Regions from separate parts of the Mus musculus genome. Here regions 2, 3, 4, 5 and 6 are each linked to region 1. Evidence: chromatin loops called from intact Hi-C (ENCODE). Cell type or tissue: gastrocnemius. All regions are shown on one strand. Region 1 has its middle 41 kb from the start of Gm32219. Region 2 holds the start of Gm46355 (a long non-coding RNA gene). Region 3 overlaps Frmd6 (FERM domain containing 6). Region 4 has its middle 9.0 kb from the start of Actr10. Region 5 holds the start of Gm32369 (a long non-coding RNA gene). Region 6 has its middle 5.1 kb from the start of Gm24474.

Region 1 (5,000 bases):
TTCTGGCAACCAATGATGTTCTGGTGTCTGTTCTGCAACAACAGTGAACTACCGCAGCAATCAGCTCGAAAGCTAGGGAAATTTGCCTTCCAGCTGTGTGTTTATAAAACACTGGTACCCAAACTGAGCCCACAGCTAGGAGATGGTACACCTGTTCAGCTGTCACCAGTGTCTGTTTCGATGTGACGCCGTTAGGACCAGATGGAGCGTTATAAGCATGGTCTCGATGCTACACGGCACCGCTGTACTGAAACCTTGAAGACTGGCTCTGGGGCTTCATTAAGGTTCACTGTCCTTGGCTCCAGGACTTGTTTCTGAAGTTCAGCTGCTGGATGCAGGTGGACAGAGCCTAACCCTGGGATTCCTTCCATTAGAATTACGAGGCACTTCACTTTCCCTGTGGCTCTACATTCAGAGACCAGACTCGCCTAGGAATGATGATGTCCTTGTTGAGTTGGCTAATCTTCACTGTCAGCTCAAGTAGCCCTGAAATTAACTAAAGGGCAATCTGCTGGGCTCCCTGTGAGGGATGTTCTTTATCAGATTATCTGAAGTGGGGTTTCCCACCCTGAACTCAGGCAGCACCTTCCAGTGGCCACAGACATAAAGGATGGAAGAAAGAACCCTTGCTTTGGCCCACTTGCTTTCTTTCACTCTCCTTGGTAGGTTTGTCTATCTTGCTGCATTGCTTTGCTGATATTAGGACCTAGCTTTTGTCTTCCAGGGTGCCATGAAGGCCAGTGGCTCTCTTGGAACCTTCAGTGCCAGATTGAGACCGCTTAGACATCCAGCCACGGGAACTGAGCAACTAATAGGTTCTTGGCCTCTCTGGCGTGAGATGGTCACTGTTGGACCACCCAGATCATACTCTGCACGCCAATCTAATAAGTACCCCTTTAGTATAGATTCATTCCACCAGCTCTGTTCCTTGGAGAATCACAACCTTGATGGTGACGGTTCTGACTGGGATGAGATGGAATCTTTAAATAGTTTAGTTGCCTTTCCCTGACAGCCAAGGATGCCAAAAACCATCTCAAGTGTTTTCTTACCATCTGGATTTCATCTTTTGAGATCCCTGTTTAGCTCTGAAGCCTGTTGTTTAATTTTGTTGTTGTTGTTTTCTTGGTGTTTGGCTTTTTGTTTTGCTTTGGTGGCTGTCTGTTCATTAACAAGGAGTGCTTGTGAGAGCCAGGACACTGGGAAGAGGTCGTGGGGGAGGGGCACCTTACATGATGGGGGATAGTAAGAACATAAGCAAAATAAAATTATAGGGAGGAAGAAAATTATAGAGGAGAAACACTGTGGAAATTTAAACAAGGCGGGAGGACTGGGGAGAGGATGGTGTTAAAGAAGGGAGAGGATTGATTGCCTTGGACAAAGAGCAAAAGGAAGCCATATGCAAGCCTATTATCTTGTAACCAAACATATAAAAGAGAGCTGAAGACTGCTACCCTGCTGGCTCCGATGGGACTGCGCCATGAAGCAGTGTGTTACTAAATACAGTTCCCAGTTCTTGTGTGGGATACCTACACAGGCTCTTGTCAGGATACACTGGAGGCCTCCAAACCAATACAGGCTCTTGTTGGTTCTCTTGGTCGCCTAACCAGAAATAAGAGGATAAAGCCATATTGTAGACGATAGGACACAATTGTATGAAGGTTGTATGATGTAAAGAAAGCAAACTGAGACTGAGTCTCAATTGCCCGCTCATCCCCACCCCAGCGGGCTAGCTTTCAAAGTGCCTGAGCGTGCTGTGCAGAGAGAGAGAGAGAGAGAGAGAGAGAGAGAGAGAGAGAGAGAGGCGTCAGCTCTAAACAAGTCTTTTAGACCACTTCCCTTAAGGAAGAGGGGGAATGCAGTGTGTAAAGTTTCAAAGATGGCGTGGCGGGCAAGGAAATGCCATTCGTTAGACCAACATTTGCAATCCTTAACTCATAGTAACTGGTTATTTGCAAGGGGCGCACGCAAGATTGGCCCTGTCAGTCATAGAAGGGGAGGGGCCACAGGGCCCTGTCCTGTACCACTGAACATTAATCGTGTACCCACTGCTCAGCCTACAAGACTCCAGCTCCGAGCCAGTGATCACATCACACAGATGGCACCAGTTTAACTCAGTGGGTCACAAAAGGAAGTGAAGACATGACCCCAAAAGAAAGATTTGAGGAAAGGATGGGGATGTGGTGGACAGGGTTGGTAGGGAGATCTGGGAACAGGGCACAGTGAGAGTGGTCAATATGCCCTGCTGAAATTGTCTAAGAGCAAATGTAATTAACAGTAAAATGAAACTGCAGAGTTTAGGATATTCTTCTGCAGAGATGTTATCCATCTGTTGGCCTCTAGAGGGAGCACGAAGGTTGCGTTTGTTAAGTAGTAAAATGTCTGGAAAAGAACTCACAGTCCAGTGGTTGCCTGAGAGCTTCCGCCACTGTATATGTCAGACTCTGGCAGAGCCTCTCAGAAGACAACTATATTAGGCTCCTGTCAGCATGCATTTCTTGGCATCCACAATAGTGTTTGCTTTTGGTGACTGTATATGGGATGGATCCCCAGGTGGGGCAGTCTTTGGATGGCCTTTCCTTCTGATCATGGAGTCCCCAGGGGAGGAGTTAGAGAAAGGACTGAAGGAGCTGAAGGAGCTTGCAACCTCATAGGAAGAACAACAATATCAACAACCAGAGCTCCCAGAGTCTAAACCACCAACTAAGAAAGACTACACATGGAGGGAGGGGCCCATGGCTCCAGCTGCACATGTAACAGAGGATGGCCTTATTGGGAATCAACAGGAGAAGAGACCCTTGGTCCCTTAAAGGCTCAATGCCCCAGGGTAGGGGAATGCTAGGGAAGGAAGGCAGGAGTGGGTGGGCAGGTAGGGGCACACCCTCATAGGAGCAGGAGGAGGGGGAATGGAATAAGGGACTTCTCTGGGGGTAAATCGGGAAAGGGGATAACTTTGGAAATGTAAATAAATAAAATATCCAATAAAATATAATCATACATACAAACAAACAAACAAACAAACAAAAAACCCTTCACATCTCACCCACGGAAGCCCATATCAGCAGGTGGAGCTATTTCCTTGCAAATAGCCTTTCGGTTTTTAATCCCTCCTTTCTCTGTGCTCCCATTCTTGACTAGCAATTAGGATAAAGAGGTCTATGTATTCTTTTCTCCCCATCGTATTAACAACAACAACAAAAATGTTTAGGTGCAGAGCCCCAAATAAAACCATGGACTATTTTGAGTAGCTGAAGAGCCCACTCTATAAGCAACTTCTTGATTAAAGAGTCCGCGTGTTAAAATCCAAAAGATTCTAGAGTGTGCGCTGTTTCTTGCCGGTTTCCTGCCTTGTGGGTGGTTTTCTTTATAACTGTTCCAAATAAACACCAGTAACTTTCTCTGGAATAAAAACTCAAGGAATAACAATGATCTAGTTCTAAGTACCTGTCTCTCCTCTCCTCTCCTCTGATCAAGCCTAAAGTCACAGTGGCTGTTCCCCGATTTTAAACGTCCTGTGACACCCAAGAGTTTGCCTTGAGGTAGATCTGGAGTTTGGTTGAGATTTGTTTCTTCTCATTTGTCCTCGTAAGAGTTGACCCACGGAGACTTTGGCCTCTGGTGCACTGTCCACAGTCCAGGAGAGAATGTCTTATTCTATCTGCCCTACACTAAGCCACCATCTGTATACTGCTGGCTCCCAAATGTCCATCTGCTGTCTTTCTCACTAGATTTTTTCTTTAAATTTAGTTTTCTTTTTATTGATTAATTTTCTTATTTGACAATTACATAGTTTGTATGTATTTTATTTTTTGCTATTGTTTGTTTTTAAAATAGTGTCTCACTCTATATAGCTTTGACTGACCTGGAACTCACTTTGCTAATCAGGCTGATCTTGAACTCACAGAAATCCAACTATCTCTGCCTCCCATGTGCTTGGATTAAAGGCGTATACCACGCACCACACGTGGCTTTTGCTGGAGTTTTAAGTTTTCTAAAAACTTGGCCACCCTGGAGGGTGAGCTAGAGATGTCTGAGAGAATGACAGTACAACCGTGTCCCTCTACCTTCATCTTTTCTCTCAGGATATAAAAACACGGGGTTGAGAGTCAGAGTACCCCCGTGGGCCTGCTGACACAAGGGTCTAGAGGCACTGGGGCCTATAAAGCCAGTGAGGGCTGAAAGGAGGGAGGGAGGCAGTCGGAGAGCCACCGGGGACCCATGCATCTGAAAGGGAGGGAGAGACAATAATGTCTACCAGCTGCAGTCTCAGCTGCCTCCCCTAACGATACCACTGAGGACCAGGAGCAAAGTGGTCAGAGACCCCGTGTGGTTTTGAGGGCTCTTTCCTCCTAAATCCTCATCGCTAGGGACAGAGCTGGTAATAAAACTGTAGATTACGCAAATTTCCCCCAAGGGGCAGATTTGAACTCTGTTAGCAAGAAGGCTCTCCCCCGACCTATCTGTCTCCCTGGACTGTGGAGGGGCTAGTGAGCAAGAGCAGATCTAGGCAAGTTTGGAGCTCTGGGGTGAATTTGTTACACCCTGATACTTGTCTACCCTTACACTTCATAGGGCACACACTCCATTCAGGAGACACAGAACCTTTAAAAGTGTGAGACTCGGATGGGATCTCCTACCCCAACCCTACGGCCTTCCCGCTGGGCACTGAATGAAATACCAGCATTTCTCCGTGTCCAAGGACCTGCGTCTGCTCTTGCCTTCCCGTTGCCTCTAGCGCACCCCTTTCTATCTGGTAGATCATGCTGTGCCACGACCTCAATAGTCCTCCCTGCCTGCCAAGCCCCCCCTCAGCCTTCCATGGCTCCAGATTAGTAGCTTCATAAGTATCCCCCACCCCTTCCCCGCCCCTGCTCTGAACTTTGTTCTACTCTGCGACACTGCTGCTTTAGACCCCTTCCCCCCCCCCCCCCCCCACACACACACACAGACTGAGATGTCTGTATGCTGTTTCCTTCTCCCGCATTTCTGCTCCGGTGCTCTGA
Region 2 (5,000 bases), 420 kb after region 1:
CTGGCTTCTATTGTGTCTTTACCCTGTAGAGGCTTGTCAATAGCACCTGTCCTAACCTCCAATTCTGACTCACTAACCCATTTATTTACTATTTTCTGATGGTTGGTCTCCTCTTACATCATCACAGTGTAGGCTCTGAGAAAGCTTGCTAATAGACGTACTAACCATAGTCTTCCAGGGGTGCAGACCAGAGCAGCGATACAGGCACCCGTCTGACCCCTCGTGGAAACCCTACTGGACCAGGTGTACATGCACCCCTATGCAGCTTCTGATCAGATATGTAGAACAGCAGACATATGGATTTAGATAAGTGACTATAATAACGTTTGGCTATGGTAGAAAACTTAGCCGTAGATGAACAAGAAGAGGAAGAGACTTGTATTCATCCTAAATTACACATTTTTTGTTTTGTTTTGTTTTGTTTTTCTGAGTGGGGCTGATCTTAGGATGGATTTTGCCTACTCGGTGTTAACTTTCCTCCAATTCCATCCTCGGAAGCTGCTGGTGCCCCAGGGTGGTCGTGCTGTGCATTGAGTTTTCCTCACCGATGGACAACAAGCAAGGATTATCTTGAGCAGAGAGCTGAAGCGCAGTACAAGATGGTTTTGCTCTGGGGAAGACAGAAGCACATCAGATCGGATGAAATAGGAAAGCAGCTCTCGGAAGTGATCAGAAGACGCTGAGCACTGAGGGTGGGTGGGGAGGGCGGACGGCTCCAGGTGGTCTTCGTTCTGCACCGGACAGTGAGAATTCTCTTTCATCCCGGCTAGGTGTTTATGTGACCAAATGCAATTGTATGTCTTCAAATGTTCCCGGAACCCCACATTCTGAGGTTTACAGGCCTGAGGGAAACCATAATTCCGTCTTGGGCAGGACCCCAGTCAAAGGCTCAGCTTAGAGACAGCCCTAGGTAGATGTCGCTCACAGCACTAACTGTTCAGGACTGGTGAACAAAACCAGAGGCAGCGATGGCATGGCGTACAGATTCCTGGTCCCACCCTGTGTTTCCAAACGGTGAGCAAAGCAAGGAATTGGCTCTTAGAGCATCTCCCTCACTTCCTTGGTTGGCAGATGAGCGATTCCCAAGCATGATATGTGGGAAAGGGGAACGGTTTTCTGGAGCTGTAATCAGATTGCAAGTAGCTTCTTTTGTTTCTGCTCACGTCGGTGACAAACAGGAAAGGAATCCTGCTGTCACTATTGGGTGTTAGGCAAGCCTGGGTGGGTCTAGATGAACTGCCCTGCGGGGCAGGGAGGACCTCAGTCAGAGCTGGGCTTTTCTGGGCCCTGCCTGTTCTGACTGCAGCCTGACCTCTGGTGGTCGAAGAGAGTAATGCACAAGAGCAGCTCCAGGGGTCAATGTATAAATGATAGGCTTGGAAACGCCCCCTGAACTTCATTCACAGCGGCCCTGGCCAAGCCTAGGACTAGCTAACGAGGTTGTATCAGCGAATAGATTCCATGGTCCTGTGTGGCCATCCTTTGGCCTGGTGACTCCTGGGTTGTGAAGGCAGAGGTCAGGATGGTGCCCTTGCAGTGAGCTCTTTCCAGTCAGGAGTCTGGAGAGGTAGATGGTGACTGTGTGTGGTTCATTTAGCCAGTTACCTAACACACCGCTGAAGGCCTTCTGTAAGTCCAGCACTAGGCTGGATGCTTGAAGGACAAAGTAAAGAAAGATATGTGAATGGCCCTCTACCCCGGAGTCAACTTCAGACCTGTGAGAAGCAGAGAAAGACACCAAACCCAAAGGCTGTCCTTGGCTTAGCGCTTTGATTTCCTGCTGGCTTCTCTCCACTACCAGTCACATTCACACAGAAGAAATTACTTAACACATGAAGCACTTCTGGGAGGGGAGTTCTTTTGGTTGGTTGGTTAGTTTTAGATTTTTGAGATCAGGTTTCTCCATGTAGCTCTGGCTGTCCTGGAACTCACTCTGTATACCAGACTGGCCTCAAACTCACAGAGACTGACCTGTGTCTGCCTCCCGAGTGCTGGGATTAAGGGCACTGCCCAGCTGAGGGAGGTCCTTTTATAGTCCTCATTTTCCAAAAGAGAAAGAGTCTCAGGGAAGATCAGACTGTTTGCCCAAGGCCACCTAGCCCCGGTCCCGGTCAGCCTTCCTTCAGTGCTCACACTGCGGTCCACACTGCCCTCTGGTGGTCACTAGAACCCTCTGAGTACCTCACCTCCAGTCTTTGTGCCTCTGTTCGGTTGCTTTGCATCTACTTCTCTCTCACTTTAAGGCTTATTTGTTTTTTATTTTATGGGTATGTTTTGCTTGCATGTGTGCAAATGTAACACATATCTTCAGTGCCCATGGAGGCCAGAAAAGGCCAAGGTCAGATCCTCGGAGCTGAAGTTAGAGAAAACTGTGAACCACCATGTGAGAACCAAACCCGGGTCTTCTGCGAGAGTACCCAGAGCTCCTTACCACGTCTCTCCCCCCTCTCACTTTAAAAGTCATCTCTAGCCGGGCATGGTGGCGCACGCCTTTAATCCCAGCACTCGGGAGGCAGAGGCAGGCGGATTTCTGAGTTCGAGGCCAACCTGGTCTACAGAGTGAGTTCCAGGACAGCCAGAGCTATACAGAGAAACCCTGTCTCGAAAAAAACAAAACAACAACAACAAAAAAAAAAAAACCAAAAGTCATCTCTACTCACTCGCCCATCTTGACGCTCTTTCTTCTGCCCTGCACGATGTTGCATGCGCACCTGCAGTCACCATTTACTGCTGCCCTGTCTCTTCCTACCATTTAGGACCACGCCCCTTCACCCGCGTTAAGACGCCCTTCAGTTCATGTCCTGAACTCACTTCCTCCTCTCAGTCCATGACAGAAGATCTCCTTTTTAAACCAACACACAATCAAAACACAGAAGCAGAAGAGACTCTCTGCCCTCTGTCCATCTGTCCATCCTCCCTTTAGCGTACAGTCCCAGAAGGTATCCATCCCAACCGTCTCTGCTTTCTCAACTCCATTTCCCGTTCACCTGCTACCCTCTGCCTCTGCAACCTCCTCATTACCAAACTCTTGAGGAGGTTTCCAGGCTACACTGTGATGGAACGCTGCCTGTTAGCGAATGCTTCCTCTTTGGGAGCTCTTGTCACTCGTTGCTATGACAACAAGCCCTTCTGTGCTCTTTCTACCTCGAAGGTCATCCCCCAGTCTCCCTTCTGGCTTCCACCAGCAGCATCTCTGGTCCCTTCCCAGGTCTGCTCCCAGACTGCCCTCCGTGACTTCCATCTCTTGACTTCAACCACTTCATGGTTTGAACTGCACCTATCCAGTGCCGTCTCCCAGTACAGAGGGAGCCTAGCCATACCACCCCCCAGCCCCCAGCCTTGGATACCTGCTAGTCACCTCTACCTCCCTGTATTTAGAGCACCTCAGATCATTATCACAACATTCACTTCTAAACTAACTCCGCCTGGGAGTCTCCCTATCAGCTTGTGAGGCCACGGTCTGGCCCCGTCCCTCACCCCCTTAAGCCAGAAATTTGGAGATAATTTGGAAATAACCTTTTTTTTTCAGTGTTGAGAACTAAAGACAGAGCCACTGGGCAACTGCTCTCTGTCTAAGCTTTGTCTCCTGCCCAGAAGTCATCCTTGATACTTGACAGTCGGCCATTTAGTAGACCCTCTTATGTGGGTCTCCCAGATGTTTCCAGGTATTTATTTCACCAGCATCCTGCTTCTAGCCACCATTGTCTTGTTCTTAAACTACTGCACTGTCATCCTAACCTGTCTCCACATGTACAGGGAGATGCATGGAAATCTGCCTCCCCATCTCAGAGGGATCTGTGTACATTTTTGAACTGCCTTTCCTGAAATCTCCAGGGCCTCTCCACTGCTTCCAGCGGGAGCTCCAGCCCTTTGGTGGCCTATGCAAAGTACCCTGAGATCTCGAAACTGTTTCTGGTACGAGCGTCTCCTTCACCCTCTGTGGCCAAGCTCTCCAGCAGCAAAGAAGTACTGTGGTCCCTGCAGGTGACTTACAGTTCCTCCACTCTCATCAGCATGCCTCTCTAAGGACAATTTTTTCCTCACCCTAGCCACACTCCTCTACCCATTCACACTTATCAGGATCAGCACAGACCTGCAAGCAGCCTGGTGAACAGAAAGTGCCTCAGTGGAGAGGCCCGTGTCTCACTGGGGGCTAAAATGGTCATTGACGGCACTGAGGTAGGGTCCAAAGGAGTTTTCCTTGGTTTCTTAACTACTACGGTTTCATCTGGAGGTATGGGTTCTGACTACCCCATTTCCAGATGTATATTTCCAACCATTTATTCTTGCATCTATACCACATTTTGCAGTTTCTTGGGAAAGATATCATCACCTAATGTAAGCACTGGGCCTGTGATTCCCTCATGCAATCCTAATAGTCTCCTGTTTGCAAAATGAGATTTACCAGCCACCCACTGCAGATACTCTAGGTTTCCTAACGTGCCTTATGCAAGTAGGGAGGACTTGAAAAGAAAATGAACACCCCCGCCAGCAGAGGGCAGCAGGGAGCCTGGGCGCTGAGGACTGGCAGAGTCAGGCTTGGGTGTGTCTGAGAAAGGATGCAGATTAAATTCCACTCCTATCTTGCCAGGACTGGTACAGCCACAGGAGATAGATGGTGTATGTGTATAGACATGCTGAAGCAGGGGACAGGGAGAGAAGTGTAAATGCATGCCTTTGATGGTGGGAGAGGAAGAAGGAATATATTCCAATCTGTTTGACAGACAGAGAAAGGGTTTGGCTTTTTTGTTGTTTTGTTTTGTTGAGATAGAGTCTTACTCTGTAGCCCGTGGTAACCTCAAATCCATGGTGACCCTCCCGAGCGCTGGAATTACAGATGTGAGCAATCACATCTGGCAAGGAATTCATGAATTTTAAAACCTCACCAGTGCTCAGATGTTCCCTGATCGATGGAAGAGAGCCCCCCCACACACACACACACACACACACACAGCTCATGTTGGAGTTGGGAGACCTGATTGTGTGGAAACAAAGACAAG
Region 3 (5,000 bases), 400 kb after region 1:
TAACCAGAAAAGCCCTTTTATGGCATTAGTTGAGCATAAAAAGAAGGAGTGTTCTTACATTTCACTTCTATGTACCTTTCTAAGATACTGCCGTCTCGCCATTTTTATAGACGGTGATCACAAGAACACTGCCGTGGGGGTAAGAGGGGAAGAAAGATGCCTTGAGTCATGAAAACAGTTACAGTTAGGCTGCAGTTCCTAGAACATCCATGGGTCGCAGGCCAAGAAGCCACACTTACTACATTATATTCCAAAACAGACTCTGTAGAGAGCATGGGTATCCTGGCAATATGCCTTGTGCTCAGAAGGAGGCACAGGGCTGCATCTGCCAGACCTCTGTTCTCTCTTCTGCCACCCATTTTCCTCTGGAGAGCAGGTGGGGGTGCAGGTTCAGGGCTGTGTGCAGACATCAGGGCTGCGAATGACCCCACCTAGCCAAGAAGCAGGGCAAGTATGTCTATTAAGAAGCCCCCGAGATTCCAGCTAGACTGCTAGTCTAAAATTACATCAGTTTAATGTTCCTCCAATGTACTCTGTCCTTAGCATTGCTCTACTGTGTTTCTTTCTCCTCAGTAGTAAGACAAGGAGGATAGACTGTTTCTCTGACATTTTTCTCACCCGAGATGTAATAGGTATTCCGCTCTGAGCACAGCGCCCCACCACCACCACCACCACCACCACCATTCAGCTGAGACTCGTAACTTTGAGTGTGTTTAGCTCAGTGTTTGTCAAGAATGTTTCTTAATGTCTGGCTTTCCAGGGTCTGACTTTGACCGTATCAACAACAACACTGATCTGTTAAATTTGAGGACTTTTACCAATCAGAGGGCACCTGGTATGTCCCTAAACCAGTAATGATGACCATGGTAGATAACGCCTCATTGTTTGGCCAAACAGGAGAAAGCCAGTCTTGGATTACTTTTGAAAAGCTAAGTTTTAGAGTCTTCGAAAGAGATTTCCTGAACAACTCTGTCTTGTTAGGTTTAGCACCTAAAGGCATCAGGAGCCAAACTGAACATAGAGGCATGTAACATGGACAGCAGTCAGCACACTGACAGAGTGTGGAGGACCTGATTGTATGTAACATGCTGTTTTCTGACAGCTTTGCAGAATTCGGAAGCCTGTCGTGGCTGTCCTGCAATGTCGAGTTGCTCTGCAAGGTGTTAGGTGCTCTCAGTTTTGAACTTGTATCACATTGGACGGTCGCAGTGAACAGACAGGAAGGGGCATGCCATGACACTCTGAGGAGCCCACTTCTCTATATTGAAGCTTCATTCTAAAGCCTACCTCCACCCAGACCCCCTGCTCTGCTGCCCTGGTGTTTTCTCCTTGTATAGTGTTCTGTGTCAAGCTCCAGTTCCCAGAATGCCCCAGTCACTAGATCAGAGAGGCTGCCCTTGATCTCAGCCTGACACCGTCCGTGGCCTGGCTTGGTAGAGTATGCCGCTGAGCTGTGTTCTCCCACACAGAGAAAAAGCAGTACCGGGAATCCTACATCAGCGACAACCTGGACCTTGACATGGACCCGCTGGAAAAGCGGTCCCGAGCCAGTGGGAGCAGCGCTGGCAGCGTGAAGCATAAGCGCCTGTCCCGCCACTCCACGGCCAGCCACAGCAGCTCCCACACCTCCGGCATCGAGGCAGACACCAAGCCCCGGGACCCAGGGCCGGAAGACAGCTGTTCAGGCAGCGCCATGCACCGGAAGCTGAAGACCTGCAGCTCCATGACCAGCCACGGCAGCTCCCACACCTCTGGGGTTGAGAGTGGAGGCAAAGACCGCCTGGAAGAGGACTCGCAAGATGAGGGTAACTTCTGTCACTACGGCTACTCACTCACGTGTTGGTCTTGTAGCCCTGTCGTCTGGGAAGTAACTAAGTGATGATGAGAGAGAAGTCGTCTTTGCTGCCTCCCCAGTGACCTGATTGTGTTGCCTGTGTCTGTTACGGACCTTTGCAACTATAGGGTTGGCGGATTGTGGGACATGAAGGGGACAGAAACCCTGTAGCCCTTATGCCTTACGTTTCTCATCCCCGTAAGAAGTGAGGCAGTGGTTAGGTCCACAGCGCCCAGTATCCTCCTCTTTCTCTAAAAAAGAAAATTGCATCCAGTACATGGTATTAACTCCCAAAGTGTTTCTTGAGGGCTCTACCTTTTAACCAAAACTACAGGGAGTATAGAAGAACTACAGAACCTGGCTGCCAGGAAATTACTCTCCGCTGAGATAAAGTAACAGGTCCCAGCTTGTGTCAGGCAGATTTAGCATCCATGTGCTTCTTTTTAAGCCCATTTCTATTTCACATTAGATCTATAGCATCTGGGGTTGATGAAAAAAGCCTATTAACTCTCTTAAGAAACACTGCACGGCAAGTCAGGCTCCTGAGTGCTTCCTGCAGCTCTGAGGCAGCTGCCGTGGGAGGTGGGTGGGCAGGTGGGCGTGGGTCAGCAGTTCTGGCCCCAGCGCTAGTGACCCATCAGCATCCATGGGCCCTGGGGCATGGCAGCAAGACCATACAGCTTCTCCTCTTCCTTAGAGAGTAGAGTAATTGATATCAAGCATGGCGTGAGAGGTCGTGCCGTAACGACAGTTCAGAAGGGAGCATGTCACACTGAGAATTCGTCCCTAGGGTTCCCAGATGTGAACGTCTACCTGGCTGCCCTCACATGTGTGCTGTGGCTGTGGGCTGTGGTCTTCGTTTCCCTTTGGGTCATTAACTGTCTTCTTCCCCGCCTACGTCTCAGAAATCGAGATGCTGGTGGATGACCCCAGGGACCTGGAGCCGATGCCTGAAGAGTCGCTGGAAGTCAGCCCAGAGATGTGTATCTACATCACGGAAGATATGCTCCTGTCGAGGAAGCTGAACGGACACTCAGGTGAGCTCTTAGGGCAAGCTGTTGCCTGCAGAAGCCCCCAGGCAGGCACCTCTAAAAATAGGACGGTGGTGGGGACTCTGAATCCACCAGGGAGAAGAGCCACTGCAGGTGGCCTGATCCCGGGCCAGGTGCCTTCTGTGGAAGAGATGGGTGAGGGCACCAGGGTTGTATCAATGTTCTGTAGTGCACGTTTCTCTGAAGCCAGCAGTGTGGGTTTGATCTAAGCTTTTACCACATGTCACGAATCAGACTCCTCTGTTGCTCAGGCTTAAGACTTGGGGAGCCGGCACTGGGAAGGGGCCCTGGACGGTTGTCCTTCAGCCACTGTCAGCTTTGAGCATCAGTTGTCAGAGGGGAACTACACAGACACACGGCTGCTGCCATCCTGGCTCTTCCTGGACAAGAGTACAGGGGACAGTTCTCTGTGGGAGTGCATTGGCTCACTCAGCCCAAGCACAGCTTGTAGACGTTCAGCCTGAGCCATGGTAAACAGGCCAAACCTGTAGATGGGGAGTCCTCGCCCCCACCACACCGGGTTCATGATGCTAGACCGACCTTGATTCTCCTACCCATTCTATTTATTATATTGACTTGTCTCCTTACATATTAAATGTAAAGGAAGTGCTACATGTTTGTGTTTGTAAAAAGGAAATGATTTAAAGTAGCATATACCAAAATGCCTAGGAAAGTAGAGTACATGGGCCACTGGAAAGTTCCTCATATCATGTTTCTGCATTCAGTTTTATGAGATTATTAATTTTGTAGTTTCAAATAGAAATATAATTTAAATAGAATGACTATTAATAATATTCAATAAACATGTATATGCCTTTTTAATAATGAAAGAGAAAACAAACAGTGGATAGTTGAATTGCCTGATCACTAGACACCAGACTTTACATGAGATTTGCCAAAGGATACTATGCAGAATTCAAAAGCTAGGCCAGAAAAGCACAAATTATGTAAAAGTGATGTAACTAAGACACAGACCATGTAAAATGTGACTTTGGGGCCTTGGGGACTTCCAGGATTTTCCTTGCTTCACCCTAATGTCCAGCATCTCTGCCACATGAGCCTTGCTTTTGGACCCTGACCTCAGATTCAGATGGAGGCAGCCATGCTTGAGTTTTGACTTCTTTAGTGGTGATATGAGCTTGGAGGAGATCGTTCGCAGGCAGAGGAGCCAAGGACACCAGAGAGCCCACACACAATCAATCATACTGTATCCCTGCCAGTGCAGAGCCCCTCAGTCCTGTGGGATCTGGGGTGCACGCTCCTCGTGAGTCTATAGAGCAAGCTTCTGGCAGTGCAGTGTGTACCACGCCCAAACGTGATCGTCACCCAAGCGTTCTAAACCATGGTGTGTGAGCCAGAAGCAGCTTCACAAGTCACTGCGTTCTGTGTATTTACAAGGTGCGTGCTAGGCTTTGGGCTGCTAGCAGTGGCTGAGTAAAAGCTTCCTGGAAGGTGGGGGACCCCGCCCCTCTGAAGCAATTGTCCTTATGCCTGTCCTGCCAGTCCTCACTTGTTTCATCAACTGGCAATGAAAACTCCAGTGGTGTTCAGTCTGATACCCAGCTGGAGCTGGAAACATTTTTTTGGAGAGACACATCACTTACATGCTAAAGTCAGAATGTCAGCCTTAGATTTCTAGTTCTGAAAATTGAGGTTTCCTCGCAGCACAGAGGCTGTGCTGACCTCTGAGACCCAGTGCTCAATTCTCCATGCGTCTCTCTGCATCCTAGGCTCTTCCCACTGGCGTCTGCTGTGGGGGCGGAGGTCACAGTGGTCTGTTGACCAGCAGGAGCGCCCAACCCTTGTGGGCCACAACTCTTTAGTCATCCCTGAAAAGCTAGTTGAGAGTAGCCCGGATATAAAAGGAAGCTAATGAGATATGGGACGGATTAAGAACTGGCCTGGATACACAACCGGTTAATTATCTGGGCAGATTCCAGTCCTGGCTCATCTGACTGCAGAGGTCAGCATCCCACATCTGTCCACGTGGAAACAAAACTAGATGATATTGGTGCTCCACTCCGAGATGCGTGGAGAGAAGGGAGTCTTGCAGATGGGGTAAAGAGGCCTCTTTACAGCTAAGACCTGCATCTAACATTATAAATGGCTCACTC
Region 4 (5,000 bases), 430 kb after region 1:
GTACATAGGAGTCTGTGTGTGATGCCTGCACAGAAATAGGACCTAATGCAATAAGACAATTGAAGAAGATCAAGTAGATACAAATAGGGAAAAGGGGGCTGGAGAGACGGCTCAGCGGTTAAGAGCACTGGCTGCTATTCCAGAGGTCCTGAGTTCAATTCCCAGCAACCACATGGTGGCTCACAAACATCTGTGAAGGGATTTGATGCCCTCTTCTGGTGGGTGTGTCTGAAGACAGCTACAGTGTACTCATACACATAAAATAAATAAATCTTAAAAAACAAACAAACAGAAAAAGCCTAATGGCAGAGAGACCCTGTACAGTGCTGGGGGGCACTGCTTACCTAACCATTTGGGCAGGTATGGTGAGTTCTCTTTTCAGGGTTTGGGTCCAGCTTCATCACATGACTGCCCTCAGTGACGCTCTTGAGTATGAGGACCTGGGTGGAGGCACCCGGCTGACTCTGGCACTAACCCTCCCCCTACATACTCTTCAAAAGAAAACTCCACCAAGAGGGTATCGCCATTCTAAACATCTATGCACCACGCACAAGAACATCCAAGTGTATAAAAGGAGCACTACTACAGCTAAAATCACATATGGACCCTTACACAGTGATAATGTGTGACTTTAATACCCCACTCTCACCAATAGATAGGTCACCCTGACAACTAAACTACTAAACAGAGAAATGCTGGAGTTAAACAACATCATCAATCAAATGGACCTAGCAGATATCTACAGAACATTTCACTCAAACACAAAAGAATATACCTTCTTCTCAGTACCTCATGGAACTTTGTCCAAAGCTGACAATATACTTGAAAAGAAAATTGAAGTAATACCCTGTATTCTAACTAACTATCATGGATTAAAGTTGGATATTAAAAAAAAAAAAAGGTTGATGGTGACCCATGCCTTTAATCCCAGCACTTGGGAGGCAGAGGCAGGTGGATTTCTGAGTTTGAGGCCAGCCTGGTCTACAAAGTGAGTTCCAGGACAGCCAGGGCTACACAAAGAAACCCTGTGTCGAAAAACCAAAACAACAACAGCAGAAACAACAAAATGCTTACAAAGGCATGAAGATTGAATAACTCACTACTGAATGAAAACTGGATCATCAGAAATCAGGAAGGAAATAATTAAAACATTATTTAATTATTGGAACAAAAAGGAAAATACAACATACACAAACCTACAGGACACAATGAAGGCAGCTCTAAGAGGCGAGTTCATAGCACTGACTGACTACATTTTAAAAAACACAAAACTTGGAAGATTGTATTAGCAAGTTAACAGGTGTGATGGTTTGTATATTCTTAGGCCAGGGAGTGGCACCATTTGGAGGTATGGTCTTGTTGGAATAGGTGTGACCTGGTTGGAATAGGTGTGTCACTGTGGGTGTGGGCATAAGATCCTCACCCTAGTTGCCTGGAAGTTAGTCTTCCACTAGCAGCCTTTGGATGAAGACGTAGAACTCTCAGCTCCTCCTGTGCCATGCCTGCCTAGATTCTGCTGTGCTCCCTCTTTGATGATAATGGATTGACTGAACCTGTAAGCCAGCCTCAATTAAATGTTGTTTTTTATAAGACTTGCCTTTGTCATGATGTCTGTTCACAGCAGTGAAACCGTAACTAAGACAAGAGGAAACCTGAAAGCTCTAGAATAAATAATAATAATAATAAAACCCTCAAAGGGAGTAGACAATAAGAAATCATCAAACTCAGGGCTGAGACCAACAAAATAGAAACAAGGAAAGTAAAATACTACACAGAATCAGTGAAACAAAGAGTTGGTCTTTGAGAAAAATCAGTAAGATTAATAAGCCTCTAATCAAATTAACTGAAAGACAGATCCAAATTAATAAAACTAAAGATGGAAATCTCAATAGACGTTGAGGAAATCCAGGGAATCTTAAGGACATACTTGAAAAGCATGGACTCTGCCAAGCCTGGTGGTGCATGCCTTTAATCCCAGCACTTGAGAGGCAGATGCAAGCAGATCTCTGTGAGTTCGAGGCCAGCCTGGTCCACATAGTGAGTTATAGCCACTACAGGACTATAGAGGGAGATTCTATCTAAAAAAAAAAAAAAAGGTCTGTAAAACATTTTTTAAATGGATAAATTTCTTGATAAGTTAAATCAAGATCAGAAAAGCAATTTAAATAGGCCCATATCCTAAATAGGCCCATATTTAAATATAAGTAGTAATTAAGTCTCCTAACCAAGCAAATCCCAGGGCCAGATGGATTCAGCACAGAAGTCTCCCCGCCTTTCAAAGAACTGACACCAGAACGCCTCAAATTGTTCTGCAAAATAGAAACTGATTGAACATTGCCTTTTTAGGAGATTACAATTACCCTGATAACTAAACCAAACAAAAATTACAAGAAAGAAAATGACAGACCAATTTCTCTTGTAAACATAGGTATAAAAATTCTCAATTTTAACTTAAAAACTAAATCCAAGAATATATCAAAACATCCACCATGATCAAGCAGGTTTTATCCCAGAGATACGGGGTGGTACAACATCTATAAATAGATAAACATAATCTACCATATAAATAGGCTGAAAGACAAAAACTATATGATCACTTAATTAAATGCAGAAAAGGCCTTTGACAAAAAGCCCTCTGTTATAAACAGTCTTGGAGATACGAGGAGCATAGCTCAACATAATAAAAGCAATATACACCAAGCCCATCTAACATAAAACTCAAAGCCCTTTCACTAAAATCAGGAATAAGACAAGGATGTTCACTCTTTCCAAACCTATTCAATATAGTACTTGAAGTCTTCTCTTTTTGGGGGGGGGGAAGGGGGGTTGAGACAGGATTTCTTTGTGTAGCCCTGGCTGTCCTGGAACTCACTCTGTAGACCAGGTTGGCCTCGAACTCAGAAATCCGCCTGCCTCTGCCTCCCAAGTACTAGGATTAAAGGCGTGCACCACCACCGCCCAGCAGTACTTGAAATCTTAAGTAAGACAATTAAGGAAGATCGAGTAGATACAAATAGGGGGAAAAGGGCTGGAGAGATGGCTCATTGGCTGATCTCCCAGAGGTCCTGAGCTCAATTCCCAGAAACTACACGATTGTTTATGACCATCTAAAACGGGATCTGATGCCATCTTCTGGTATGTAGGTGTACATGCAGACAGAACACTCAATAATAATAATAATAAACAAATATGAAGAAAGTGTCTTTATTTGCAGATGATATGATTTTATACATAAAAGATCCTAAAAAACTCCACCAGGAAATTTCTACAACCAATAAACTCTTTCAGTAAAGTACCAGATAAAAAATTAACACACAAAATCAATAGCTTTCCTATTTATAAGAGACAGACTAAAAATGACTATCCCACCAAAAGCAATCTTCAGATTCAAGGCAATGCCCATCAAAATTCCAATACAGTTCTTCACAGAAATTAAAAGAAAGATGAAGTGGAAACTTGTAGTTTCTTTGAAAAGTTATATCAAAATGATGTTTTGCTGGGGCATACAGGCGAAAGGATGTTTTGCTAAAGCAAACACATGAAGGCTGTTTTGAGGACGCAGACACAGGTGAAAGGATGTTTTGATACAGCAGACACGTGAAAGGAGGCTTGATGAAAGAGTACAAATATGACCTCACAGACACTGAGGGATGGGCACTGAGCTTTGGTTTGGTTTGCTCCACCATGCTATTCTTTGCTAAAGACAGACATGTATTGGTTTGCTTTACATAGTGTCGTTGAGCTCAACTTGTAGCAATACTGCCATTGAGAGAAGAAATTCACCCAAGAAGTGCTGTAAGGTTTCAGCAGCAGCTTGCTGCTTCTGCAGCCTCGTCTCGGGCTGGTTGGCTAGTCTGGCTGAAAGAACTGGACTGTAGCTGCCAGTTTGTGCCTGGTGTCTGCCTACCTAGAGAATTCATCTGCAGCTGCTGAATCGTATTTGGTGTACAGGACGGAACTGCTGCCAAAGAAGATCAAGCTTGCCCCCAAAGAACTATTGCTGAACAGGTCCACTTCTCCCAAATCCTAATACCATTTCTCTTCCATTACCTCTGCTGGGTGGTGGGCTAGGAGAGAGGTTGAAGCCTTATTAAAAGTAGGTTGTGGGCTGGTGAGATGGCTCAGTGGGTAAGAGCACCCGACTGCTCTTCCGAAGGTCCGGAGTTCAAATCCCAGCAACCACATGGTGGCTCACAACCATCCGTAACAAAATCTGACTCCCTCTTCTGGAGTGTCTGAAGACAGCGACAGTGTACTTATATATAATAAATAAATAAAATCTTTTAAAAAAAAGTAGGTTGCAAAAAAATGTACGCCTATAGGAAAAATTTCAGCTTTGTACAGACACACATGATAGCTAAAACAATTCTGAACAACAACAATAATAATAATGATAATGATAATACTTCTGGAGATATTACCATCCAGGTTTCAAGTTGTACTACAGAGCTATAGTAATGAAAATAGCTTTGCACTGCCATAAAACAGACTTATATTGATCAATAGAACTAAATAAAAAATCCAGACACACTTGTGGATGTCGGAGGCATGGAGGTTTTTGTGCTCACAGATAAGCACTAGAGATACCTGAAATGTTAAACACACATGGTTGTTTCTTCAAAGGAAGGGATGCGTAACCTGTTATCTGCCCACAAGGCTGGGAGCAGACATGGTTAACAGTCTGGTGATCTTTGCACTATCTGTGTGGCCAAGACCACACAGAGCCTCCCCAGACCCTTATTGTGAACTTATTTTTTCTCTGTCAACCTATAGAACCCATCTTTCTAGAAGGTGTCACATCTATAGAACCTAACTTTATAAAAGGTGTCACACATACTTTATAATGAGTTTTGATGTAATCATATCCAACCTTTATTCAGCTTACGTTGTGCTTCATTGTGCATGTGGGATTGAATTTATTATCACCAGTAAAGTTTTCACCAGATTGTGCTGTGCTTAAATATGCTTAAAATACATACTCAGGGTCAGACTCCTGAAAT
Region 5 (5,000 bases), 190 kb after region 1:
GGCTTTGGCTAGGCTCTTGGTGTGGGCCTCTGGGCTGTGACATCATGGCAGAAACACAGTGGGTAAGATGAGATCATGCAACAAAACAAGAAGCTAGAGAGAGGCTAGAGCCCTGTGATCCCCTGGAGGCGCACTGCCTACAACCCAGACACCACCCACAAGGCCCTACACCCCAGGGGCCCCACAGCCTCACCTTCCACATCACTGGAGGACCAAGCCCCAGCAAGGATCATCTGAAGAGACAAAGCCCTTCCAAGCCACAGCAAAGGCTTTGGGGAAGCTTGCCGGCTAACCAGGTGACTGAGCGGTACCCTGCAGGCGCCTCTTTCCCTGACATTGCATAAATTGTCGACTGGTGTGGGTTTAACATCGCCCTACATACTGAATAAGAGACTGGAAACAGAAACTCAGAATCTGTCCGTGCCTTCTCTTTCTGTCTCCTTTGAGGTGTTCATACCATTTGTGGTCAGCGCCTTGAGCATTTATAACCAGAAGCATTCCAGAGCAGTAGTTACCAATTCTCTCCATGTAACCTCACTTTACTGAGGGATGCTGTTTATTCCCATCTTCCGCATCATCTTCTCTGTGGGATAATGTTACCTCCTCTGCGCTTCCTTCCTTCCTTCCTTCCTTCCTTCCTTCTTTCCTTCCTTCCTTCCTTCCTTCCTTCCTTCCTTCCTTCCTTCCTTCTGTCCTTCCTTCCCCTCTCTCTTTCTTTTCCTTTCTTTCTTTCTTTCTTTCTTTCTTTCTTTCTTTCTTTCTTTCTTTCTTTTTTTTTCTAGACAGGGTTTCTCTGTGTAGCCCTGACTGTCCTGAAACTCACTCTGTAGACCAGGCTGGCCTTGAACTCAGGCTGCCTCTGCCTTCCAAGTGCTGGGATTAAAGGCGTGTGCCCCCACTATCTTTCTATACAGCTCAGATTCCTGGCTTATTACAGAAACCTTTAGTTTTAGGATTTATATCTAACTAATCCCATATTTGTAAAGGAGAAGGCCATGCATCTATCTCGGGACTAAGCACCATCTCAATTAGACGATTTCCTTCCTAGCCAAATTTTGTATGCAAATAACAGAGGTTTCCTTAACTGTACTTTGGCTTGGGTGGAACCTCATTGCTGACAGACTGGCAGCAAACAGGCATCTACTTTGAAGTGTGGGCAACACTTCTATTGGATTCTCTGTAGTATTGGGTAGCCTCAGACATCTCTCCTTTGGCCCATCAGGGAGAGGAGGTCTAACAAGAGAGTAGACAGGCAAGGAAGGAGACTGTACTACTTTGAGTCAGGCCACAGTAGGTGTTCCCAGTCTGGAGGCAAGCTGCTGGGGCAGGGGTGGGGGTGGGGTGGGAGGGGGGAGCGGTAACGGGAGCTGAGAGCTGTCACTCAACCACATTTTCAGCACCACACTCAAAGCAATTTTCTTTTAGACAAAGATTTATTAGGCTGCTGGAAAGAACATAGTGGACTATGCTTGCCCAAATTTGTTTTTACAATGTTTCTATTTAAATTTAGACAGCGGCTGCCAGTTACCTTAGTTGAGTCACTCAGATCCTAGCTGAGATGCTGAAGAGCCAGTGGCACCTGCAGCCACACCTCTCCTTCCTCTTCAGGTCCCGTGGCTTAACCCTGCTCTTTGGGAGCCTGTTCTCTAGTGAAGCTCATTCTTACAGTTCAGACTGAAGCCAGAAATCTTTGCCCCAGTGGCTGACACATCTCTAGCTATGAGGCAGAATGCCCTCCTAGAGGAGTGTCCACCACGCGTAGGCCAATTCATTATGCTAACCAATGTATTTTTATCTTTCCAATTTATTTCTTGATATTATAATATAATTGCATCATTTCTCTATCCCCTTTACTCCTCCAAACCCTCCCCTCTGTCCATCCTTGCTCTCTTACAAATTCATGACCTCTTATTTCATTAATTGTTAAAAGTACTTATCATTTATTTTAAAACAGAGAGCTTATTTTCAATTTTTTTTACATGAATTGGCTATGCTGGTCCATTCTTTTTTGTTTGCTTGCTTGCTTGCTTGCTTGCCTGCCTGCCTGCCTGCCTGCCTGCCTGCCTGCCTGCTTGCCTGCCTGCCTGCCTGCCTGCCTGCCTGCCTGCCTGCCTGCCTGCTTGCCTGCTTGCCTGCTTGCCTGCTTGCCTGCTTGCCTGCTTGCCTGCTTGCCTGCTTGCCTGCTTGCCTGCTTGCCTGCTTGCCTGCTTGCCTGCTTGCCTGCTTGCCTGCTTGCCTGCTTGCCTGCTTGCCTGCTTGCCTGCTTGCCTGCTTGCCTGCTTGCCTGCTTGCCTGCTTGCCTGCTTGCCTGCTTGCCTGCTTGCCTGCTTGCCTGCTTGCCTGCTTGCCTGCTTGCCTGCTTGCCTGCTTGCCTGCTTGCCTGCTTGCCTGCTTGCTTGTTCACTTGAGATAGGGTTTCTCTGTGTAGACCTGACTGTCCTGGAACTCTCCCCATAGACCAGGCTGACTTCAAACTCAAGATCCAACTCAAGGATCCTCTGCTGGAACCAAGGGCCTATAACTCCACACCTGGCCGGTCCATTCTTTTTTTATAACCATCTAGGCACTTCTAAGAGAAGAACAGGGATTCAGAGGTCAGAGACAAAGACAAAGGTTCTGTCTAGAATAAAATCCACCAAGCCTGGATAAAGGCACGATTGCTAGTGGAGGGTGGCACGTGGCCGCAGAACATGTGTAGATTCTGAGTGGCAATTAACTCCTTTGTCTGTATCTACTGCCCCTCCCTGTGTCTCTTCAGAGTCCATACTTAGTTTCCTCTTGGAAGTGTCCACTGAAGCCCAGTTGGTTCTTTAAGTGCTACTAGTTCAAGCATAAATGCACCCCCGTGTCTTCTACAGCCTCCGTAACCCGTCCTCTCTTCCAGTCTCTCTCTTTGAGCTTTCCATCATTATCACCGCAGACTGCATCTCACATTTCTCAGCTCCCAGTCCCCATTGCTGCTGGCCTCCTTCCAACTCACTGTCCACACCAGTAGACCCACAGTCTTTCCCTTGCTTGTCCTGCCTCCATCTCTCCCTTCTTACGCCCTTAACTCCTCCATACAAGTGCCAAAAGCTAACTCTGCGAACCGTGAGCTGATAAGCTTTCTCCGTTTCAAGCCCTGCGTCTTAGTTAGGTTTCTGTTACTATGATACACACTGTGACCCAAAGCAACTTGGGGACAGATTTATTTGGCTTACACACTCCATCACAGTCCATCATAGAGGGAAGTCAAGGCAGGGACTCAAGCAGGGCAGGACCTCGGAGCAGCGGAGTGGTGCTTACTGGTTTGCTATCTGTGGCTCGCACAGTCTGCTTTCTTATACCACCCAGGACTGTTTACCCAAGTTTGGCATTGTCCACGGGGGTTGGGGGTGGGGTGGTGGAGGCGAGGCCCTCTCATATCAAGAATTGATCAAGAAAATGCCCCCATAGACTTCCCCACAGATCAATCTGATGGAAGAGTTTTCTCAATAGAGGTTCCTTCTTCTCAGAGGACTCTAGCTTGGATCAAGTTGACAAAAACAAAAACAAACACAAACATCAAAGAACCCACCCATGCACTCTGCCTCTGCTTGAGTTCCTTCCTTGACTCTGCCATAGCTACAACAAAAGCCTAAACTCTACAGTGTGAGAAATCTAAGCAGCAGACCATTGGCTCTGCTGACCCTCTTTTCTCTGCATTAGATGCATCTCCCCTCCCCCATTTCACTCTCTACCGCCCCATAAAGATGCCACAATTGTCTTCTCCTCTGCCAAGCTCCGTCTCCAGCTCCCAGGGCCTGGCCCACAGTCACTTCCCACTCCTGTGCCTGTGGGGGAGCATTTGGAGCAGTGTCCTGCACGCAGGAGGTGCAGGGTCCGTGTTTACGGGTGCAGGAGAGAAGCACAAGCGAAATTGGGGCTCCAGGAGATGATGGAAGATTCCAGAAAGGAGGCGAGAGAACACCGAGCACCCCGTTAGAACAGCAAACGTGATGTGTCAGAACCAGAGCAGAACGGGCTGAAGGACTCGTAGTGCCTGTGCTGAGCTGGGAGGACCAGAGTAGTTCTGCTTCCTGCTGGGATGCCGGATGCTGGCAGGGAGTTTGAATAGAAGAATTTTGATGTGATACATCAAAGCCTTTAAATGGCAGCATTTGGCCCGGCACTTACGTTATGAAGAATTCCTCTAAAAGGAAGCATCTAACCAGTATTTAGTGGTGTTTATATAAAGAATCTAGTTTATATCAACAGTAACCTAGTAACACATGCAATGCCCAACTACAGGCAATTGATTAAATAAACTAAGCACATTTTGCCCTGGACTATTAACCAGTCATCAAAAGCTATAATATAGATCTATGTATATAAACATGGAAAGGTAATATTTATGATATGGTAGAATGCATACATATATACATGATTTCACTTAGAACTAGCAGCATAGAAAAAGCCTAAGGAATGTGTACTATAATGCTACCATTGTTATTGCAAGCTGGTGATGGTTTTTATCCTTTTATTTTCTGAATTTTTTGAAACTATAAAATGTTAGTTACATAATGAGAGGGAGGAGGTGGGGGAGCAGCAGCCTCTAACGCTGTTTCTATTGGAGGGAAAAGCAGAGACAGTGCACGTGAACATCTGGCCCAGAATTCCAGTTCCCAGCTTTGCAGTGGCCTCAGGGCAGCCTGACTGGTGCAGGCACTTAGGGCAACAGAGAGGAAGTGGTGCCAGTGTTTCTAACATCCTAGCTAGTCAGGGATCCATGTGAGGCCATTTGGAAGATACTGGGGCTATAGCAACTGGTGGCCCTGAATAATTCATGGTCAATGTTCTTTTCAAAATTCTACCATAAACGAAAATCATGTAAAGATCTAGGAGACATCAGCGTGTCTGAGCTCACACAGAACAAGGCAGCTGGAGGCAGCTCCTAAAACTGGCATCTTGGTCTTCCTGCGTGTTTGTCCGCCAACACAGTCAGCTCATGGAGAGCCTGCTACTTGCCACTCAGTTTCAAG
Region 6 (5,000 bases), 160 kb after region 1:
AGACAGAGAGAGAAAGATGGAGACAGAGACTGAGAGACAGGCAGATGGCAGAAAGAGGGAGGGAGGTAGAAAAAATGTCTCTAATGATCACTCTGATCTACATAAAATACAAAATAAGTATCTCAAATGTTTCTAAACTGTACATTAAGTGCTAATGTGTACCATGGGAAATGGGGTTTATTTAGATCTGGAAAGCTAAAATCACACACAAAGAAATTGATAAATAAGGATAAAGAACTTGTAGTTCAAGTTTTCCATAATGAGCTGATGTTATTTTATAATTGGGAAAAAAATACAAAATGTTACCATTTACCAAGAAATACTCTTTTCTCTAAGTGGCTTTAAGTTTGAAACCCAGTTTATTTCTAAACTGAGATTACTACCAGATCAGATGGAAAGGTCTACCATCAATTAAAAGTGAAGGGATCCCAATAAGCTGGGGCCAGAAGAAACTACATAGAGGGGCTGGATCGACAGAGCAGTAGTTAGGAGCACTCAGGGCTGCCTTCAGTTCCAAACACACACTGGGTGCTCACTGCTGCCTCTCACTGCAGTTCCGGGAGATACAGCGCCCTCTTCTGGCCTTGGAGGGCATCTGCATGCACACAGTGCACATACCTACACTCAGCAGGGTATGCACACACAAACACACACACACACACACACACACACACACACACACACACACACACACACACAAAACAAATAATGAAAAAAATTTCAGAAAGAAAACCAAAGAAACAAGGTCTATAAATGCTTTTCTTTTTCCTCATCTGATCTTTTTTGATCAGTTAGAAAAATTCTTAGCATGGGTGAAAGGGAACATTAGTCAGTAGACAGTCAAAGTAGGATGGAATCTGTCTTCTCAGCTGATGTATCAGTTTACAACTGCCAGTTCCTTATGAGTTTTCTTGGGAATTCATAAACTACAGTTGAGACAAGCTGAGAATCTTGAAACAGAATGTTTCTCCTCTATGATTTTGGCCTTTAGTGAAGCTTTGATTTGAAGTAGGAGAAGGGGAAATCTCATGAATTCTTGCTTGTACACGGTTAACTAGAATAGGTATAGGGACAAAAGCGAGTGATTGTCATAAATGTTAAATGTTCATCTAAACTTCGATCCTTTCCCTCCTTCCTTTATGGTTACACTGTGATATTTGTCTTTTTTGAATTTATCTCTCTACTTCCCTTGATTGTTAAAAGAAAAAAATATATTGGAAGAGATATGAAGAAAACTCTAATACTGTGCTACAAAAATGTGGTTGCTTCTTAGAAAATCTTGCTGCCATGTAATTTTGAAAAACAAAATCAGAAAATCAAGATGTTGGCCAGTGACCTCTGCCCCTGCCCAGTGACCCTCCTAAAATGCCACCCAATCCCATTAATAGTTCTTGACAACTCTATGGAATGCCATCTTAAACACTTCAAGCATATGTGGAGCGTATAAAATAACACAGGGGAATTTATAGATTATGGTTTCCCACTAACTGTTCATCTCTGGGCTCCAAAGGACTTCTTTGTAAAGCAGATATTTGCTCATTTGATAAATGAGACAACTCCTGTCGGGTAAGCATTTTAAAAGATGTATATCACTTGCGTGTATCAATGACCAGCAGAACCAATACCTTATAGTAGACTCACTGCCTCATCCCAGCTCTGTAAGAAACATTGAGCTTTGTCTCCACTCTCAGTGGAGAGCGAATGAAGCAATGCACGGGAGAAACAAATAGCTCACAGGTGTTACCCTGGCTGCGTTGTTTCCCCTGGGCCCGTGTTTCTCCATCTGTAATCAAAAATAATAAAGTTGCTTTTCCCAAGAAAGCGTGACACATAAGAAGTGTCCAGCAGAAGTTGGCTCGTCACGACTGTTATGCATGCCATTGTTTATTTGTACACACAATAAGAAAGAAAGAAGTGACCAGTGCATAGTGAAGAGGTAGGGACCATTTGTTTAGAGAGTTTAGACTCGAACTGGGCTTTTTTTTGTGTGTTAGGTAAAATACAACTAGCTGGGGACCTAAACAAGAAAGGGGTCATCTGAGGTGGGAAATGACAGCTGGAAAGGAGTGCTGCCACTGGAGAGAAGAGCCTCATGGTTCAGTGGGAGTGGATTGACCTTTCTGAGGAAGAAAATGGAGATGGGTGCAGTGAGACTATGGAAGCTTTACAAGTCGGGCAAGGGTGTTTGGATTTGATAGGCTCCAACAATGCATTGTCTAATCTTGATTGAGAGAGGGATGGGACCAGGAAGAGACTGTCCTGAGATGCAAGCTGGTGGGCAGGAAGCCCAACTCAGGGAGGCTAGAGGGAAGGCTGTGGCAACAGCCAAGCTGAGCTGTCATCGGAGGTTGGCAAGCAGAGTTGAGAAAGAGTCAGGGCCAAGTTACTGTCAAGGCCTTGAAAAGTTGCAGAGCCGTGAGGGAACACAGTTGCAACTTGGGAATCTGGTGCCATGGTTTACAAACACAGTTGACACATAAACGTGGATTTATGTAACAACTGAGGCTACATAATTGAAAGGTCACTGAATAGCTGAGGTCATTGTCTGTGGCCAAGCAGGAAAACCAAGACTAGCAACTGAGAAAAAAAAGGTTGAGAGACCAGTTCCCACTTGGATTTTTATAGTTGTTTCTATGTTGCCTGTATCTTACTTAGGGTTTCTACTGCTGGGATGAAACACAGTCACCAAAAGCAACTTAGGGAGAAAAAAGATTTATCTTGCTTTCAGGTAACAGTCCATCCCTGAAGAAATCAAGGCAAGAAGTGAAGGAGAGGGCGCGGAGGGTGCTGCTTACTGACCTCCTGATAGCTTACTCATTCTGCTTTCTCATACCTCCCAGGACCACCTTCCCCAGCAAACCCCACCCACGATGGGCTGGGCCCTCCCACAATCAATCACTAACTAAGAAAATAGACCACAGGCTTGCCCACAGGTTAGTCTGATAGAGGCATTTTCTTAATTGAAGTCCTCTCTTCCTAAATGACTCTACCTTGTGTCAAGTTGACACAAACGAGCCAGCACAGCATGTTGGCCTGCTGGGTAAAAAAAAAACCTGCCAAACACTGGTTGAAAAGAAAGACCTGTGATGACCTACCTGCCTATGTTCATCCTGCAGTGGTTACTGGAGGGGAGAGCAGCAGGCCCACATGTGAGGCTGAAATGAGTTCTTTGCTAAGAAGCTGGAAGGCTGGCAGTCCACTGGAGGAATAGTAGCTGTGTGTCGGGGAGCAGGGAGTCGTGATGTGGTGGTAAAGGTTGTTGCTCACTTTCCTCCAGTAAATGAAAACCTTATAATGCATTGTCCAGTAAATGACTGTCCATTCAACATGCTGAGTCATAGCTGTCATGATTAATTCCTAGGCCAGTCATGATGGCAGACACCTCTAATCACAGCAATCTGGAAACATGGGCCAAAAGACCATGGTGACTCACCTGATCTATGTAGTAAGTTCCAGGCCATCAGGGGTTACATGGTGAGACAAACGCTATGTCAAACAAACAAACAAACAAACAAACAAAAAACCAAAAGGAACTGCGATGAGGAATTCTCTAGTTCTGAAGATCTGGCTGATGTCACTTAAATGTATGCAATTTCATCCTTTTCCCTGCAAATGCTATAAATTCATTCTTTGTTATCCATTCATCTGTGGCTAGCCACCTACCCTGATTCTGTAATTTGGTCATTGTGGACAGTGCTGTATAAAGATGGGTGTGCCGGTGCCTCTGTGGTGAGCTGACCTGTGGTCCTTCGGGTAGATGCTCAGCGGGGGAGGGGTATGGCTGGGTCATACACACGTTTACTTGTAATTTTCTTTGAGAAATCTCCCTGCAGATGCCCACAGCATTGTATGTACTGATGTCTATCCCTTCCAGCAGTGAGTGAGGGTTCCTCATCCCACATCCTAACCAGCATCTGTTGTTTTCTTGGTCATAGCCATTCAGACGAGGGTGAGAAGGCATCTCAGTGCAGTTTTGACTTCCTCTTCCCTGGTGGGTTAGGGTGTTAAACATTGCTTTGTATTCATTAGCCGTTTGTACTTCCTTCTCTGAGAATGGCTGGTTAAGCCCACAGTACGTTTATTGATTGGATAATGTTTCCACCCATCTGTAGAATCTACTGCAGAGAGTTAAAAAGAGAAGCACATGAAATTAAAAGGGGGACTCCAGGGATGTGAAAAGGGGGAGCTATAAGGGAAGGGGGCCATAAGAAAGACCACTAAAGGAAGGAATATGAGCAAAATGCATTATATTCATACATGTAAAAGCCATGAAGCTCACTTCGTTGTACAATTAACATATGCTAATAAAGATGCAAGACAAATAATAGTAATTAATGTCTGCGGAGCCACATGTAGAACTCTGAAGGTGAAGATATTAGCATGCATCATCTCTTCAGGCTAAGAGGCCTCAAGTTCAAAGCCTGGATCACATTCATGCTGCCGTCATTTTAAGAAGGTCACACTCTGCAGGCTTACAGCTACAATCCAAAAGGGGGGAAAGTGCCAAGTGCCTGTCATCTTCAAAAGTGCAAAGCCCGGGGGAGGGACAGACACTGCAGGAAATGTGCCACCTGGGCCCCAAGTTGACTCTCCTCAGAACCTGTTTTCTTTGAGCACCCAAGCTGGCTGTTACTACACTTCTTGGACTGCGGAAACTTAAACCTGAGGCTCCCAAAAGTGGCCAGTGTGGTTAGAACAGCAGGTGTGGACTGACCAAGGAATCTCCAAGGCTCTTGACTGGAAAGTGTTAGCATGCCTGCTGTCACATGGGCTGTCCAAACGTTTGCTGGAGCGAGCCATTCAGTCAGTAAATCAGAAACAGCTTTGAGCATATGTGAGCAGGATCTTTTGTTTTCTTACTTCAGGAACTGGCCTTAATTTGTATCGTGTTTTATTTTGTTTATTCAAATTGTGTTTTATAATTTTTAATTGCATTTTCCTTCTGGGTCTACCAGAAGGCAGGCAGTATGGTGAGGAGAACTCAGAGAGTTGGATGGTTC

The links. Peaks named below come from ENCODE experiments on the same cell type or tissue, not always from the same donor. Only the 100,000 strongest peaks of a DNase experiment are listed, where the experiment ranks them.
Region 2: it touches region 1 in a loop (15-fold over the local background); 41 of 42 quality-filtered maps call a loop at or near these places.
Region 3: it touches region 1 in a loop (4-fold over the local background); 7 of 42 quality-filtered maps call a loop at or near these places.
Region 4: it touches region 1 in a loop (4-fold over the local background); 35 of 42 quality-filtered maps call a loop at or near these places.
Region 5: a loop joins it to region 1, with 2.9 times the contacts of the local background. A loop is called at or near these places in 4 of 42 quality-filtered maps.
Region 6: a loop joins it to region 1, with 3 times the contacts of the local background. A loop is called at or near these places in 6 of 42 quality-filtered maps.

What each region holds. Positions count from the first base shown.
Region 1 is chr12:70,492,651-70,497,650 of GRCm38, forward strand. No RefSeq gene overlaps it. Among named protein-coding and RNA genes, the nearest start is that of Gm32219, 41 kb to the right of the region's middle. In gastrocnemius, CTCF peaks have their summits at 2,327 (motif pointing right) and 3,056 (motif pointing right); DNase peaks (open chromatin) are centred at 1,227, 2,348, 2,806, 3,032 and 1 more place; H3K27ac peaks cover 2,082 bases.
Region 2 is chr12:70,909,098-70,914,097 of GRCm38, forward strand. It overlaps Gm32664 (a long non-coding RNA gene), which reads left to right. Exons shown (of 4, transcript XR_381658.4): 4 at 499-683. It overlaps Gm46355 (a long non-coding RNA gene), which reads right to left and starts at 3,057. Exons shown (of 2, transcript XR_001780623.2): 1 at 2,661-3,057; 2 at 356-1,653. Gm10457 (a long non-coding RNA gene) reads left to right here and starts at 2,790. Exons shown (of 2, transcript XR_003950189.1): 1 at 2,790-3,665; 2 at 3,835-5,000. In gastrocnemius, CTCF peaks have their summits at 1,328 (motif pointing left), 2,161 (motif pointing left) and 4,508 (motif pointing right); DNase peaks (open chromatin) are centred at 1,313, 2,137, 3,210 and 4,502; H3K4me3 peaks cover 196 bases; H3K27ac peaks cover 1,448 bases.
Region 3 is chr12:70,892,138-70,897,137 of GRCm38, forward strand. Frmd6 (FERM domain containing 6) reads left to right here. Exons shown (of 14, transcript NM_028127.3): 11 at 1,470-1,805; 12 at 2,740-2,871. Among named protein-coding and RNA genes, the nearest start is that of Gm32664, 8.8 kb to the right of the region's middle. In gastrocnemius, no CTCF peak of the experiment used is centred here; DNase peaks (open chromatin) are centred at 2,804, 2,955 and 3,258; H3K27ac peaks cover 1,186 bases.
Region 4 is chr12:70,926,368-70,931,367 of GRCm38, forward strand. No RefSeq gene overlaps it. Among named protein-coding and RNA genes, the nearest start is that of Actr10, 9.0 kb to the right of the region's middle. In gastrocnemius, a CTCF peak has its summit at 3,122 (motif pointing left); no DNase peak of the experiment used is centred here.
Region 5 is chr12:70,681,560-70,686,559 of GRCm38, forward strand. Gm32369 (a long non-coding RNA gene) reads right to left here and starts at 656. Exons shown (of 3, transcript XR_003950187.1): 1 at 194-656. In gastrocnemius, no CTCF peak of the experiment used is centred here; DNase peaks (open chromatin) are centred at 2,987 and 4,026.
Region 6 is chr12:70,652,367-70,657,366 of GRCm38, forward strand. No RefSeq gene overlaps it. Among named protein-coding and RNA genes, the nearest start is that of Gm24474, 5.1 kb to the left of the region's middle. In gastrocnemius, a CTCF peak has its summit at 568 (motif pointing left); DNase peaks (open chromatin) are centred at 2,317 and 4,616; H3K27ac peaks cover 2,551 bases.